Linked DNA regions of Homo sapiens: region 2 is linked to region 1. A link is a contact called in ENCODE Hi-C data. All regions are on one chromosome and are shown on one strand. The core of a region is the stretch at or near the end of the contact, and the rest is flanking DNA. Distances in the headings are between cores, read along the strand shown.

Region 1 (2,700 bases), core at 79-2,578:
GTAATAGTAGATATGCTCAATATAAGAAACTTTAAAAAATACAATATAAAGACTTTTCAGGATGAGGAAATTGAAAAAAAAAGGGAAATTATTTTCTTGATTTTATTTATTAGCCCCAAATATTGGATTAGAATTTCCTATTTCTCACACAAACTATTGATGCATTTACATAAAGAGTTCAAATTTCATGTCAGTCTCCCATTGTTTTCATTTGTTCTGCCCTGTGCTAAAATTGAACTGTCTCACTTCCCCTGGTTTGTCTTTTTCTAGAAGCCAGGTGAATGGGAATGCTGATGCATGTACTCATTACATGCATATACATACCTGCATATAGGGAGGCCGAAAGGCATTGAAAATAATTGACTTCATAAATATATTTCAATTAGTAGGCATTCAAATAAGTGAGCAGCAAATTATGGAAACGTTTTGTCAGTTATAGTCTCACAAATACCTAAAACTGTTAGCTTAGCATTTCATATAACATGGAGAAAACTTTAATTGCCAACATGAGAGAAAGAGAAACACTGATTAAGGCCCATCCCTTACTGTCAAAGGAGAATAAGAAAGAAAAAAGGCTGATTAAAATATGTTCAATATGGTTAATATATTCTACAAAGGAGCGTTGAAAACCGCAATACTTTAGTTTTTTCATGCATTATTGTAAGCTACTGCCATCTAGTGATTAAACTAAAAATTACCATTTTGTTGTCAATTTAGGATTCAACCGGCTAACAATTCATGGTAACTCATTAATCGAGTGCATCAAATATAGTACTATGAAATATGAAATATGTAAGACAATGCATGTCTTCATAGTTTTTTAATAGTTTGGTAAGTAATACCTTAAAGATCAACTAAATTCCATAGAATTGAGTGCATTTAAAGAATTCAGTCATTTCATTAATTTATTGATTAAAAGTAGCAAGTTAACTTATTTTTAAAAAGTTAACATGCGCCTTTAAATTTAGATTTAACTTGATTTTTGTATCTACTAACTTGTATCAAGATGGAAAGGAGACCAGCTGGAAGACCAACTTCAGCCTTCACATCTTATACTTTATGTTCTGAAGTGTCTAACTTGCCTCTCTCTATTTAATTATTACATTAAAATAAGCAATTACACACTTACAAAGATTTGAAAACAAGACAGAAAAACCCTTTTGTACCATATAGAGTCTTAGCTCCCTTGACATCAGGAATGAGGAAGTTAAACAGGCACAACCATGTAAAGGGAGTGTTTAATGCTGCTGTATCAGAAACATCACTGCATTGGCCAAGTAAGCACCTGCTTTCAGTTTGAACTCTAATCTGTAAGATGCTTTTCCCACCAGATGGGAGCAGATGGCTTCTCAGAAACTGGCCAAAGACAACAGGCAGGCAGAAAACAGGCAGCAGTGTGTGCAGCTCCAGCTAGGAAGACACAGGGAATGAGAGAGAGGGAGAGAGATAGTTCCAGCTAGCTGTAGGAAAAAGGAACAAGAAAGTACTCTCTCACAGAATGAACGAGAAAGCAGACGGACACATTGGGGCACACTAGAGGAAAATAGGGTCTTCTTGAAGTCTGTATGTCAGTTATACAGTAAGGGAATCTAAAAAACAAAGACCCAAAAACTTTTTCATGGTAACTAATAAGCGTCCTGAAACAAGTAGCAGATACTCCACCATAAATATAAAAGGAGGAGCAGTTGAACTTAGGAGAGTACAGAAGATTGAACCAGGCTAGAAACAGCAGTCTCTTAGACACAGTGAGGAGATCTAGAACTAGACATTGATATCGTCTGATATTGTATAACATTTAAAGTTTTATAATAAATAAAACAGCATATTATCTCTTCCTGTCCCTTTTTCTCTATCTTAATCTGTCTCTAGATAGAGATAGCTAAGATAGATAAGTTAGATAGATAGATATACTAAAAAGTTGACTCATTTATAATTACATGAAATTTTCATTTTGAATTTGGATTCAGTCATTCTCGACAAGTAATTTTTTATTTCAGAAATACCCAAGTAAAAAAATACATCTCTCCTCCCTCTCAATCTCTCCTCCCTCTCACACTATCCTCTCCCTTGCCCTTCCTCTTCTCTCCTCCTTCTTACTTGTCTCATTTCTTCCTCCATGATTTCCCTCTCTTCTCTTCCCCCTCCTCTCCTCCTTACTTGTCTCATTTCTTCCTCCATGATTTCCCTCTCTTCTCTTCCCTCTCCTCTCCTCCTATCCCTTTTCTTTCCCCTTTCTCCCTGTCTTTTCTCTTTGTCCCTCCCATTTCTGTTCATCCTTTCTCCCTCTCCACCACTTCCTCCCTCACTTTTGGGTGTTGGACTTTGTTTCAGTAAAGATTCTGGTACCTAAAAGGGAAATATAAGGACCCATGCTATTTTATCAAGATTTATTTCTGTTTACTTGTGCAAAACATAACTTACGCATGTTTACGATTTGAGAGTGTAAGAAAATGCATCTTTTTTTAACCTATTAATTCGAATTGTTAATCTGTGCTTGTTCTGCACTGTTGTATTTATTTCTCATTGTTGCTGTAACAAATTACTATGATTTAGTGGCTTAAAACAACACAAATTTATCATCTTACAGTTTTGGAGGTCATAAGTCTGAAATGAGTTATGGGGCTAATTTAGTAACTGGGCTAAAATCTGGAATAACAATTTAGTCACAGGGCTAAAATCAAGCTATTGCAGGGCTATAGT
Region 2 (2,700 bases), core at 19-2,518, 1.1 Mb before region 1:
CTTTTTCTGAGAGAACTTAATATCACCTAGGAATTATTATATTTTTCCGCAGTCTCCCCTGTTAACTAATTCCCTTGTTGCACACATAGAGGTACAACAGTTTAATAAAACAAAGAGTGACTTGACATTGCCAGCACAGGGTTGTTTGTGTTCACCTGTGACATTTACAAGTGAAGACATACAGAACCTTCTTTTGTTTCCTGGATAATCGTTCAGGTGTTAAAGAAGTTGATTCAGTTTTAAATGGCATGATTTTCTCAAGCCTTGGAAAAATAATTGATGGATTTTCTTCTTTTTTCATAGCTCAAGTATACAAACTGCAAAGTCATGTCTAACTGTTTAATTTTACAAGACTGGAAAATATTGAATTTAAAGCTTAGGCTTTAGTTTAGGTTTATTCCTGGTGTTCAACACTGTCTAAACTTTCACAGGCAAATCGGAAATGAAACACAATTGAAAGTAAACCATGCTTTTTCTGCCTGAAAGGGGCCTTAATATTTCATTTTATGTTTTCAAATGGAATCTAATGAGAACGTGATTTTATACAGATACCTTGTGTCAATTATTCCTTGTATTCCTTCTAAAGCGATCTGTGCATTCAACTTGAAGCTTCATTAAGGATCAAGCCAAGTAGTCTTTAAAAAGTACAGGGTTTTGGTGATAGACAGATGGTGGCTTTCATGATGTCAGGAAGTGTCAGATATTATCGTTGGCTGCGGGATGGTGGCTACTATCCAAACAGATTGGGAAACAGACAGAAAGAGCAAGAACACCATTTGTTTTATTTAGATACATTGTGAACAGAAGGAAGCAAGACAGAGCATACTTTTACACATCTTTTTTCCACTCCTTGTGAAAACAGTTTAGGATTTGTTATGTTATATTAGCCCTTTCATTATGCAAAAACATGTGAAAGCCAGAGACACTGGTAAAAGAATTTGTCTCATTGTGATTTTCTATGAAGTTTGTTTATTTTTATTCTTACAGAACATGGTTTTTTAAAAAATTTCCTTTCATTGGCAATATTGAGTGCTAGAAACAGAGGGAGCTGAGATGTTGCCCTTTAGAAGTGCTATACTGTTAAGAGAGTATGAAGTGAGTATTGACTTCATGATCCAGAATGAGGGCTTCTCAGAGAACCTTATCAAAGATTCAGTTCCAAAACTGAACTTGCTTGTTTGTGATGAAGCTTAGTTATTTCTGTAAGGATTTAATTCACATTGGCAGCCAGAGGGCAGCATCAGCTCCAGACAAATATGCTGGTCCAGTTACATGAGCAAAGCTGAGTATTTACTCAGCAGTAGACGTAGGCATCAGGGCACTGTAGCATATTGGTGGGGGCCTTCCTAATCTTCATTTAAAAGAAAGTGAAAATTTGCTAGCATATTCAATAGATAAAACACCTTCAAACTTTGCTTTCTGAGAGTTACTTATATTTACCTGTTACCATAATCTTCTACTTTATCCCATAAGAGGTAACCAAATTTTTGACATTTTGATGTATCAGAGATCTGGTGCCACAATCTGCTGTACAATTGTGTCCCCAAACCAGAGTGAATATATTGGAAATGTGGTTCCTAATGCAGCTCCCATATATTTGAATGTGAGGGGCCAAACTAAATAAGGAAGAACACGTTGCTCATAAAAACCAGTAGTATGGTGTTATATAGAATGCAAATATTTAGGACCCGGAAGGACTTTGGAAGAACATTTTAGATTAGTGGTTTTCACCCAGTGCTTCAGAAAGTTCCAAAGTTTCATGCAGGCCCTTTATGGGCTGTGCTAGAGGGTGAGTAAAAGGTCAAGACTCCACTCCACTATCTCGGCTTCATCTCAACAGCTGTGTCAGTGATGTGGCTTTCCAGCCTAGGGACAAACAAGGATTGGAATCTTGGCTTAAGAGATGAGCATTCCTGTAGTAGAAAAGTGTAAAGCATTTGGCTGGGGCTGAGTTGGCATGACTGTATTTTAATTGCTCCCTAAGTTCAAACAGGAGTCAAATTCCAGAATGAGGTTTGGGATAACTATGTTACAAGGTAGAATAACCTTCCTCTCACCTCCTTCCACACCCCACTGATATTTGAGGCCTGAACATGATCAATATACCCAGAGGCTTTAAAGAGAAAGGAGAGCCTGAAAAAAAGTAATCTTAGCCCCTTCCTAGGACCCCCTAAAATTGCACAAGGCTGTACTTCAGTCAATGCTGTCTAAAGCACTACAGGCACCTCTTTTGTAAATGAGCTACTCCACAGCAGCATAAGAAATATTGTGAATTATTTACTGGGGGAGTCTTGAAATCACAATATACATACTGAATAATAACTAATAGTTTAATCATGTGTTCATTAAAAGGCAAAACAAAACTCTCACTTTCCTTTGGTTTTTGAGACAAGCCCATATATAAAGGGGAGAACATCCTGAGACACCTGGTGGAAAGCTGGTCTCTGGATTGTGGGAGGGACTGAAGTAGACTGAAAAGAAGGGTAGCATACACCCTTCATGCTAAGGGCATCCTGATTCAAGAGTCAGTCAGTGAATCTCAAAGAATTTCTACAAAGTTTTGGTTTATGCAGTAAATTTTATTGCTTTACATGAAATTAATCCTTGTTCTATCTTGGAAAGAATCTGAAGCATTTGACAGGTTAAAATTATGTTTCTCCAGAGCATGAATTTAATATCAGCCCTGGTTAGAAGTCATGA

Evidence for each region. A loop is a pair of places that touch in the nucleus more often than their neighbours do. Pooled maps may share reads with other maps.
Region 2: a map of naive thymus-derived CD4-positive, alpha-beta T cell shows a loop between it and region 1 (18-fold over the local background). The contact joins two enhancer-like sites. A Hi-C loop is called at or near these places in 2 of 168 maps with a recorded cell type or tissue (both naive thymus-derived CD4-positive, alpha-beta T cell), 1 of 37 single-sample maps with no recorded cell type and 14 of 50 pooled maps.

The regions. Positions count from the first base shown.
Region 1 is chr7:12,637,024-12,639,723 of GRCh38, reverse strand. All of the region lies in intron 10 of SCIN (scinderin), which reads right to left. Among named protein-coding and RNA genes, the nearest start is that of ARL4A, 49 kb to the left of the region's middle. Within about 2 kb of position 1,328, at least 5 of the 41 ENCODE cell types and tissues checked have a DNase peak (open chromatin) inside an H3K27ac peak, as active enhancers do.
Region 2 is chr7:13,741,464-13,744,163 of GRCh38, reverse strand. All of the region lies in intron 3 of LOC105375161 (a long non-coding RNA gene), which reads right to left. Among named protein-coding and RNA genes, the nearest start is that of ETV1, 250 kb to the left of the region's middle. Within about 2 kb of position 1,268, at least 3 of the 41 ENCODE cell types and tissues checked have a DNase peak (open chromatin) inside an H3K27ac peak, as active enhancers do.